Regions from separate parts of the Homo sapiens genome. Here region 2 is linked to region 1. A link is a loop called in an ENCODE intact Hi-C map of the cell type or tissue named here. Cell type or tissue: Caco-2. All regions are shown on one strand. Each heading gives the region's core, and the rest is flanking DNA. Links, peaks and the distances in the headings are about the cores only.

What was found. A loop is a pair of places that touch in the nucleus more often than their neighbours do. Peaks named below come from ENCODE experiments on the same cell type or tissue, not always from the same donor. Only the 100,000 strongest peaks of a DNase experiment are listed, where the experiment ranks them.
Region 2: a loop joins it to region 1, with 15 times the contacts of the local background. A loop is called at or near these places in 5 of 110 quality-filtered maps.

Annotation. Positions count from the first base shown.
Region 1 is chr15:99,788,872-99,794,254 of GRCh38, forward strand. LOC124903563 (a long non-coding RNA gene) reads left to right here and starts at 2,685. Exons shown (of 3, transcript XR_007064776.1): 1 at 2,685-2,770; 2 at 3,508-3,608; 3 at 3,698-5,383. It also overlaps the pseudogene DNM1P46 and the pseudogene RN7SL484P. In Caco-2, for the core only: no CTCF peak of the experiment used is centred there; a DNase peak (open chromatin) is centred at 2,110.
Region 2 is chr15:101,782,913-101,788,295 of GRCh38, forward strand. No RefSeq gene overlaps it. Among named protein-coding and RNA genes, the nearest start is that of OR4F6, 18 kb to the right of the region's middle. In Caco-2, for the core only: no CTCF peak of the experiment used is centred there; no DNase peak of the experiment used is centred there.

The DNA of each region.
Region 1 (5,383 bases), core at 59-5,058:
TGCTGGGATTACAGGTGCGAACTACTGCTCCTGACCGAGAGTTTAGTTTTGTTTGCTAGCGGTGTTCTTGGTATCTTTTCCTATTTGAGGCTTTGGTGCTAGTGCTGAAGTATTAAACTCACCACCCAAGGTTTACAGGACTTTTGTTTTAATATGGAACAGATGGAACTGTTTAGTTCTGCATCTCTGCAGGTATACAAAATGCCTACCAGGACTCTGCTTTATATCCATTGAAAGCAAGAAGTAATACAGTAAAACTTTGCCTGGCTAGAGGCTTTGAAGGAATGGAGTGTTCTGGTTGAATTCTATTAACTTGGAAGTATGAAGGTGAATAAATTTGGAACTTAAATTTCCTTTGAATGCAATTTGAAAATATAGCCAATGATTCCACTTTTCTTCTCTAGTAAGTTTGGACATTCCAATCTACTTGGTGTTTTATTATAGAACTCCTAGTGTGCCTGAGTCTTACATTGTGAAGATACTTTTTTAAAACTTTAGCAGTAAGAGGATGTAAATGGTTTTGTATGAGATCAGGCTGGATGAGAACTGATACTTGTAAACATACTTTTTAGAGTAAACCTCTGATTGCTGCTTGTTTTCTTATGGAACTCATAAAAATAAAACATATTGGATGGAGGGTGGGAGTAGGTAGGAGAGTTACGTGTTATGTGTTTTAATTGCATGTCATTGTTTCGTATCAAGACAGAACATATGGTATCCCTGGCTTTGGACCTAGAGAAGGAAACACATTTTTCTACCTGCTGTATGGCAGAGGTTCTTAAACAGCTGGAGGGATTACTGCAGCAAAGATTGCTGAGCCCTACTCCAGAGTTTCTGATTCGCCAGGTCCAGGGTAGGGCCTGGGAATTTGCACTTATAAAGAGTTCTCAGGTGCTGCTGGTGCTGCTAGTCCAGAGACTACATTACTCTTCTCTACTAACTGTAAATTGCAGAACTCTAGACAAAAACTTGGTTTGGTCTGGGATAAGAAGCATACAGGTTATGGAGCTAATCTGAAAGATTCAACCCTTGAGCCCAGCCTAGTGTGGAATTCAGGTAACAAGCAGTACACAGTGACATAACACAATTCTTGGTTTTCATGATTGCAAGTCACAGGCAAGTATCAAGTGAGAAATTCAGTTTCATTTGCAAGGCTTAGAGAGGCCAGGTGATTCTAGAAAAATGAGCCTTGTATTTGTTTTAAACCAGTAAAGAGCTTTGAGTGCTTATTAAATTGAAAGCTCTTTAAATTTATTTTGTATTTTATTTTATTTTATTTCTTTTGAGATGGAGTTTCGCTCTGTCACCCAGGCTGGACTGCAGTGGTGTGAGCTTGGCTCACTGCAAACTCCGTCTCCCGGGTTCAAGTGATTCTACTGCCTCAGCCTCCTGAATAGCTGGGATTACAGGCACCCACTACCTCACCTGGCTAGTTTTTGTATTATTAGTAGAGATGGGGTTTCACCATGTTGGCCAGGCTGGTCTCGAACTCCTGACTTCAGGTGATCCACCCGCCTCGGGCTCCCAAAGTGCTGGGATTACAGGCGCAAGCCACCGCATCTGGCCCAAAAGCTTTGTGTTGTTACAGATATTAGACATGTTTCTTGTTTAAGAAAAAATTTTTTAACAATAACATAGGAGAATAAGAGAAACCTTTTTCCAAAAAAAAGAAACTTGTGATTATTTTATCTTATTGGAATGTTGGATAATATAGTCTGCTTCGTTAATCATCAAGCATGCTATGGATTTTCCATTTTTATAGGATCTTTATCTCAGTTATGGTAATACTGGTAATTTTTGTACTGTGTTTGAAGATGAAAAATATAGGCCAAAATCGTAGACCTTGCATAGAAGCTGGATAATGAAGACAGCTCTGGAGGAACACATAGATACACACACACACACATATACATAAAGTATACACACATATATTTTTTAAAGTTTTAAAGCTTTTAAAGCAAAAGCCGGCCCCTCCCCTCTCCCAGAGGGGGCGGCCCCTCCCCTCAGAGTAGGCGGGGACAGCAGTTGCATGGACAGCTTTCCTTGTGAGCCACAGGTCCCTCTGGACATACTGCTGCCTGGCCACACCCCCTTTCCCTTTCATCTTTGTCATTGACCAATGGGCTTGGAGCATTAAGGCCACGCCCCTGTTCTGCATTCTATGGGGGCCCTAGTTGTGCCTCCTCGGGCTCAGTCACACAGCTGCCTGGTAGGCAAGTGGAGGTGTTCATCAGTGCTCACTGGGATTTTGCTCACGTGGCCCCAACCCCGCCTCCCTCCCCACCCCGCAATGGCAGAAGAAACTCAACAGAGCAAATTGGCCGCAGCAAAGAAAAAGGCAAAGGTTGGAAGAGACCTTTAGAACAGCTGGTCCCTATGCCGACCGGGTGCCCGCACTAAGTTTGGCATCAATATGATGTCCTCCTGGGAGCGGGGGGCCACCAAGTTGCCTAAGGATGGCTGAACTGGCCCAGGTCAGAAAGGGAGCGGGTCAGAACTCCCACATCGACTGGTAGTGGGACTATGCCTGATCTTGGTTCTTAAAAGTAAAAATAAAGAACAGCAGCTGCTCTCTGGGTAGTGGCTGGCTCAGTGTTACACAGTGAGGGTGGAGGCAGAGGTGGGCCCACAGTACCTCCCTTATTGGGCTGTCTGAGGACCCTTCTGGCCACCCCCCACAGGAGATAGAGGAGGACATCTGGACAGTGAGGAGGAGGCACCTCGGCCCATGCCAAGCAACCCAGAGGACCTGGAGAGCTGGGAGGCCACGGTGAGCCTGACTCCCCCTGTACCCATTTTGCCACCTTCCTCTGTGGTCCCTCCAAGACCCCTTTATGCTCTTGGTTTCCCTGCCTTCTGATTTCTCTGGACCCTCATCCCTTCCAGGAGCCAGTGGTCAGACACCATTTCACCTGTGACCAACAGATGCACTCTCTGAGGCCCCAAGGGAAGAGGCTGCACTCCACCTCTCTGCCCCGTTCGTTCTGTGTATGCCCCTACAAGAATGCTCACCTCTTGCCCTCAGGTTGCATTTTTCAACTCCGCTGGAGCCAATGCCCAGGAGGAGCAGGCACGGTTATGAGAGCAGGTGAAAGAGCAGAGGGTGTGCTGCCAGCGCATGGCTCACCTGGTGGCCTCGGCCCAGCAGAAGCCAGAGGCAGCGGTCCCAGCCCCAGTGACTAGGGGCCAGTCTGTGAGTGGGGAGACCCACCGGGCCATGCAGGAGGTCATGGAGAAGCTGGAGGTGACTGAGTCCTGGCATGGGCCAAGAAGGGCAGGGGTGGGTGTTGCTGCCGAGATGTGACCCCATTATTTTGGCTCCAGAGTGGCCTTATGGACCTCCTGGAGGAGAAGGTGGACCTGAGGGAGCGAGCGGAGAAACTAGAACTTCGATTCATCCAGTACTGGAAAGACAGAAGTCATCAGTTAGTGGGAGGCCAGGGCACGGCAGGGGGAGCTGCAGGGCCGTCGGAGGGACCTCAGCGTCTGAGCCCTGTCCTCCTGCAGGAAAGTTCATCACCCTAGAACACAGCCAGGGGGCAGTGCCAAAGATGCGGCAACTGGAGGAGGACATCATCAGGCTGGCCCAGGACATGGAGGAGATGAAGGTAGGGTGTGCAACATCTCTGCAGGGGTGGGGGTGGGCGTGAGGGTGGGCGCCGGTAGATGCATAACAGCTGAGCACCCCTCCCTCCAGGTGAAGCTGCTGGAGCTGCTGGAGAAGATGTTGCGGCTTGTGGTGACTACAACGAGGGACACAGCAAATTCCCGGCCACTGCCCTGAAGCTTGCTGATGAGCCTGGTCCAGGAGCCCCAGCCCCCCAGGAGCTTGTGGGTGCTGATAAGCATGGTGGTGAGTAGAGTCCTCAGGCAGGGTGGGCAGGCAGGGGCAGGGGAGGCTCTCACTGCACTCGGATCCCCACCTCCTTCTCTCCAAAGATCTTTGTGAGGTGAGCCTCACTGACAGCGTGGAGCACCCAGGCTTGTGCAGCAACTCCCGTATGCCATTCTTTTGCTGGGCTTGGCTGCTGAGAAGAAGGAGATAAACATCACCATCATCAAAGAGCTGCTCAAGAAATTTTAAAAAAGGAAACAAAGTTATGGGGTTCATCTCCTACCCAATTCATTTACTTCATTTGAATGTTAGAGCCACTCATGATTATTTGTAATTTATAGTTTATTTGTAAAAAGTTAAAGGAGAGTGGGTCTCTGTGGCTTTCACTGATGTTTACTCTGGCATCCTTCAGCATTTTTCTTTTTTAGTTTCATAGTTGTAGGTCATTAGCATGCATATCGAGTTTGCCCTTACGTGGTGGGAGTTCAAATACACAAAGACCCACTATTTGCACAAAATTATTATTGCTGGTTTGGAATAGGCTGCCATGCTTTTTTAATGTTATCGCAGCATGTATGTTCATTACGGAATTCAGATAAAATTTGCTTATGTTCTGCTATTGTTTGATCTAATCTTAATCACAGTGAGCTCTTCATTAGCTCAATATGTGGTTTGCCCCCAGGTGTGCACTGTTTATTACTTTGTAATATGCCACTATGAGTACTGACATTTAGAGTTGTTTAAAGGCCGAGAACTGGAAACAGCCTTTCCCCTATTTTCTGTGTATTGGTGATGGGAGTAATAACATTTTGGGGGAGCTTTTAAAATCTCACAGAAGAGGAAAGTGGCCTGCTGTGGCAGGTTTGTGCAGGATAGAGTGTGTTTCATTTGTTCCGGTGCCAACAATTAGCGCTGTACTATGGTAGTTCCCTTCGGATTTGTATGTGCTCTGGGCTCATGAAGATATTGCATCATGAGCTGCAGCAGTTGTACTCTTTCTCGATGACCTAAAAACTGATCATTTCTGAGGAACGAAAGGCTCCCTTCATTGACTGTAGATGTGGAAAACCTTTCCTAGCTTAGAGCATTTGTGTCTATAATACATTTTAAAGTCAGAGTTGATGTTACCTGTTTTAATCACATGACCACATGTCCCAGTACACAAAAGAGTGCTGGCTGGCATTCTTCTTATTTAGTAAAGATCATAAGAAATCCTTTAGGAGTTTAAATGTCCCTGGAACAGGCATACAGGCTCTAGTCAAGAATGAATTAGAGTGAAGGAAAGCTTGTGACACCTGGCATTCCTCTCTGTTCATGGAGCTTCTTTGAGGCTTGAAGATTGATTTTTACCATCTACACCTCTCTGGCTAATACCTATTCTTCAACCACCTTGGTTACTCTGACATAGGAATTTACTTCTTTTCCTTGAATGGAAAACACTTTAAAAAATAATAACAAACATTATTATAAACTAATATATGTGAGAGTACTTAGTTGAAACAAAAAGGAGTTTTAGTAGACAGTATTATACTATATTTGATAATCAAG
Region 2 (5,383 bases), core at 162-5,161, 2.0 Mb after region 1:
TTCAGGAGCTGAGGCAGGAGAATCACTTGAACCTGGGAGACGGAGTTTGCAGTGAGCCAAGCTCACACCACTGCAGTCCAGCCTGGGTGACAGAGTGAAACTTCATCTCAAAAGAAATAAAATAAAATAAAATACAAAATAAATTTAAAGAGCTTTCAATTTAATAAGCACTCAAAGCTCTTTACCGGTTTAAAACAAATACAAGGCCCATTTTTCTAGAATCACCTGGCCTTTCTAAGCCTTGCAAATGAAACTGAATTTCTCACTTGATACTTGCCTGTGACTTGCAATCATGAAAACCAAGAATTGTGTTATGTCACTGTGTACTGCTTGTTACCTGAAATCCACACTAGGCTGGGATCAAGGGTTGAATCTTTCAGATTTGCTCCATAACCTGTGTGCTTCTTATCCCAGACCAAACCAAGTTTTTGTCTAGAGTTCTGCAATTTATAGTTAGTAGAGAAGAGTAATGTAGTCTCTGGACTAGCAGCACCAGCAGCACCTGAGAACTCTTTATAAGTGCAAATTCCCAGGCCCTACCCTGGACCTGGTGAATCAGAAACTCTGGAGTAGGGATCAGCAATCTTTGCTGCAGTAATCCCTCCAGCTGTTTAAGAACCTCTGCCATACAGCAGGTAGAAAAATGTGTTTCCTTCTGTAGGTCCAAAGCCAGGGATACCATATGTTCTGTCTTGATACGAAACAATGACATCCAATTAAAACATATAACACATAACTCTCCTTCCTACTCCCACCCTCCATCCAATGTGTTTTATTTTTATGAGTTCCATAAGAAAACAAGTGGCAATCAGAGGTTTACTCTAAAAAGTATGTTTACAAGTATCAGTTCTCATCCAGCCTGATCTCATACAAAACCATTTACATCCTCTTACTGCTAAAGCTTTAAAAAAGTATCTTCACAATGTAAGACTCAGGCACACTAGGAGTTCTGTAATAAAACACCAAGTAGAATGGAATGTCCAAACTTACTAGAGAAGAAAAGTGGAATCATTGGCTGTATTTTCAAATTGCATTCAAAGGAAATTTAAGTTCTGAATTTGTTCACCTTCATACTTCCAAGTTAATAGAATTCAACCAGAACACTCCATTCCTTCAAAGCCTCTAGCCTGGCAAAGTTTTACTGTATTACTTCTTACTTTCAATGGATATAAAGCAGAGTCCTGGTAGGCACATTTTGTATACCTGCAAAGATGCAGAACTAAACAGTTCCATCTCTTCCATATTAAAACAAAAGTCCTGTAAACCTTGGGTGTTGAGTGTAATACTTCAGCACTAGCACCAAAGCCTCAAATAAGAAAAGATACCAAGAACACCACTAGTGAACAAAACTAAACTCTCGGCTGGGAGCAGTAGTTCGCACCTGTAATCCCAGCACTTTGACAAGCCAAGGTGGGAGGATTACTTGAAGTCAGGAGTTCAAGACAAGCCTAGGCAGCATAGCGAATTCACATATCCACAGAAAATTTTAAAAAATAGCTAGGTGTGGTGGCGCACATCTGTAGTCCTAGCTACTCGGCAGGCTGAGGTGGGAAAATTGCTTCTGCCCAGGAATTTGAGGCTGCAGTAGCTAAGACTATGGCACTGCACTCCAGCCTGGGTGACAGAGCAAGACCTAGATAATTACATTATCTCCTGCTCCTGTTTACATTAAAATCACCAAGTTAAAATGCTTTGAAATTTGACAGGATAAAAATTAAGTGAAATGTGACTCTGGAGTTTGGAGAGAGAAAGAAAGAAGGAAGGAAGGAAGGAAGAAAGGAAGGAAGGAAGGGAGGGAGGGAGGGAAGGAGGGAGGGAAGGAGGGAGGGAGGGAAAGAAAGAAGGAAGGAAGGAAGAAGGGAGGGAAGGGAGGGAGGGAGGGAAAGAAAGAAGGAAGGAAGGACAAAAGGAAAAGGAAAAAGGAAAGGAAGAAGGAAGGAAGGAAAAGGAAAGAAAGGAAGGAAACGAAGGAAAGGAAGGAAACAAAGAAAAAAGAAAAGAAAGGAAAGGAAAAAAAGGAAAGGAAAGGAAAAAAAGGAAAGGAAAGGAAATGAATTAATATACATCCAACCATTAAAAATGATGACGCCAGAAAATACTGCCACAGAAATATGCCCAAAATATAGTAAGTGACAAAAGGCTATCTATTAAGATTCTACTTTTTAAAATGTTTACATGCATAAAAAAGTATAAAAAGCAACAAACCAGAATGTTTTGAGCGGCAGAGATTTTTCTAATATTTGTCATCCAAATTATTATAATCAGGGAGAAGTGTTTTCATTTATTTATATTTAAATCTCTTTTCTTTTTCTTATTTTTTCTCCCATATGTATCCCATGTAGGCTAGAATCCCCGCCTCTTGAGGGAAACCAGCCCATTTTTGGAAAGTGCCCTACATAAAGCTGCCCATCTTCCTTTGAAGAGATCTGGAGACATTTTTGTTTCAAATTGTTTTATTGTTCTCAGTATATATATGTTTTTAATATATGAAATTGAGGAAAAGAGAAAGGAAAGGCTGACTCCCTACCACCCTCTTGGGGCTACTCTTCCAATTTTTGCTGCTATTATTATGTATTAATATTCACTGGGTACTAAGAAGATGGGCAACCCCTTAGATCCTTTTTTCTTATCTCTTTCTCATAATCCTACTTCATTCCTTCATTCACTTATTTTTAAAAGGGTCATATGTACAAATATATAGTCCAGAAAAATTTTAAATATAACTATCTATAAAAGTATGTGACAAAATCCCATTCACAGTCTTATTCTCCTTCCACAGCCACTTTTAATTCATTTCTTGTATATCATTTCAGAATTTATCTTTGCAAATACACATGTATATTCTTATTCTACCCTTCTCTCTCAACACAAAAAGTAGCATACCACACATACGATACCATTCCTTCTCCCTTTTAAAAAAACACACAGAATACATCCAAGTTCTAGGTGAGTACAGAGTCTTTCTCATTCTTCTTTTCAGCTACACAGTATGCATCATTTGGATGTACCTCAGTTTACTTAACCAATTCCCTTTTGGCAGACACTGAAATCATCCCTATCATACTATTACAGGCAATAATGCCAAGCATAACCACCTACACACACCAAGTTCATTGCTGAATCTGCCTTTGATGAAGCCTCTGTTTGAATCACCATAACGTCACAAGGCTGAAAAGTTAGCCCCTTTTTTAGTTTTCATTATGTACAGCAGTATGTAGCAAAAGACTCCCTCGGGCAAAGGAAATGTACTCTTTGGGGATTTACTTCATAACAATAAATGGATAAACAGAACACCAAGGAGAACTGTTTATATTTAACCATGAACATGTATGTATACAATACATGCATACGCATAGAAAGTATAAAATAAATAAATTCATCAAAGCATTAAGCATTGTCTCAGTATGGTGGATCTAGGGAGTGCTTTGTAGACCGCCCTCTTTGCCTATCCTTTCTAATTTCACAACGGTAAATACGTATACTTTTGCAATATAAAATTTCAAAAAATGTTAACTCAAATTAAGCTGCATGTAGCCCTTCGGTCTGTCCTACATTTGTATGATGCTCCAGAGTGCTCAAATAACACTTCATAAAAAAATTTATTTCTTCAAAAACTTACTTTTGTGAAGATTTCTGTGAATGTCTATGTGTTAGATATTCACTATGTGAACATCAAAGTGAAGAAGCTCAGGCATTTGCATGCTTGACTCATAAGGAGACTCGAAATGTGGAGCTGGAGGGTGAAATAAGGGCTCACCTGTTCCCAGACTTGCCACAATAGGTGGTTCTGTTTTTACAGAAAGTGAGTGATGCAGAAATATTTTGACAGCTCATTTGTTCAATCATTGTGTTCCTTTGGACTTAGATTCCAGATAATTGGGACCCTCTTAGCTGGTGGCTAGCATGAATGAAGTATTGTTGTAAAAATGCGAACGAAGGTACATATATGAATGGAAGCGTATTTTGCCCAGAAACCATCGGTTTGGGATTCTGAAAGATCAGGAATGAAATGCTAGGCCCATAACTTCCTCCAGTGTGATCTTGGACATATTACTCCTTCTGTATTTATTTTAGATTTTTCAACCTTAAAATGAGTACAATAATATCATCTTAATCTTTCCTTTCACTTCTATCCGCTTCTCTTTCTAGGAATATTTATTGGAAGTTTGTTCTCTTTCCACTTGGCTGGCTGCTTTAAGATACAAGTTGAGTAAAACCAGTGCTACTCCTGGTCTGCTGGGAATTTCAGGCTAGTAAGGTTGTTATGAAGATTAAATAAGATAACATAAGTAAGTTAGTTCATGTGCAGTGTTTCAATAAGTATTGAGACCCTTTCTTCTTCTGAAAGGTTTATGAATCTCTTAGGGCATTCTATTCAGAAGATCCAAATACCTCTTGCCAGTTGCCCAAATAGAACAACTTGTTCAGAGCCTAGGAGAGCAGGGTCAATAGATGAATACTTTACAACACCTAAGAAGTTTAACAGACACTTAATTCTGGTCTTTAAATGACTTTATTTTGTTGCTTATTTGTAGATGACTATATAGAGTGACAAAAAAGTGGAATACACTATCCGAGCTATAATAAGATAGATCTTGTAAGTGTAAGCATTTTAGACATCAACTCAGTATAAATTTTGACTTGAATGGAAATGTTATGTCTGAGGGTTCCCAGTTTTGCTAATGACACACTTAATTGACAATATAATTGTGACACTGAAGAGTGTGAAATTAAAATCTTAAGAAGTATGCAAACTAATAGCATGATTCTCTGTGTGAACAAAGCGGTTTAACTGAATAGTACCTTATTTATGATTGGCTTTTCATACCTAGATAATTCTGTCTGGTATCTAATGGAAAAACTGATCTAAAAATGATTAACGACCATTTGCCACTTTAATAAAAATTGTCAAAAACAGATATTGATGATATTTCTAAAAATTATTAAGGGGAATAGAGCAGCATTTCACAACTAGATTCCAAGGATTGTGGTCTGGACAGCACAAACCACATATTTTCATCCATTGTCTAGATCTTTATTAGGTCTAATGCATTTATAATATTTTTGCAAGCTTATATTTTTAATTATTGCTAGTACCTCAATGCCCAATACAGATGATACAACTAACCAGTAACCAATAAGATACAGACTTTGAGTTTTGTGTTTCAGGAGTTATGGGTTGCAGTGTTTTTATTTATACTCGGTGACACTGTTTCTCTTCAGCTCCAGTGTAGTGATTGAAGCCTTCTACCAGGCAGAGGACTAGGTGACTAAGTATGTATGGCATGGGCCGCAGAATAGACAAGACTTAGTCCTGTGCTTTTGGACTAATGGTCTGGTGTGCTGACCAAATAAGCATTTCAACACAAGTGATTCTCATCAG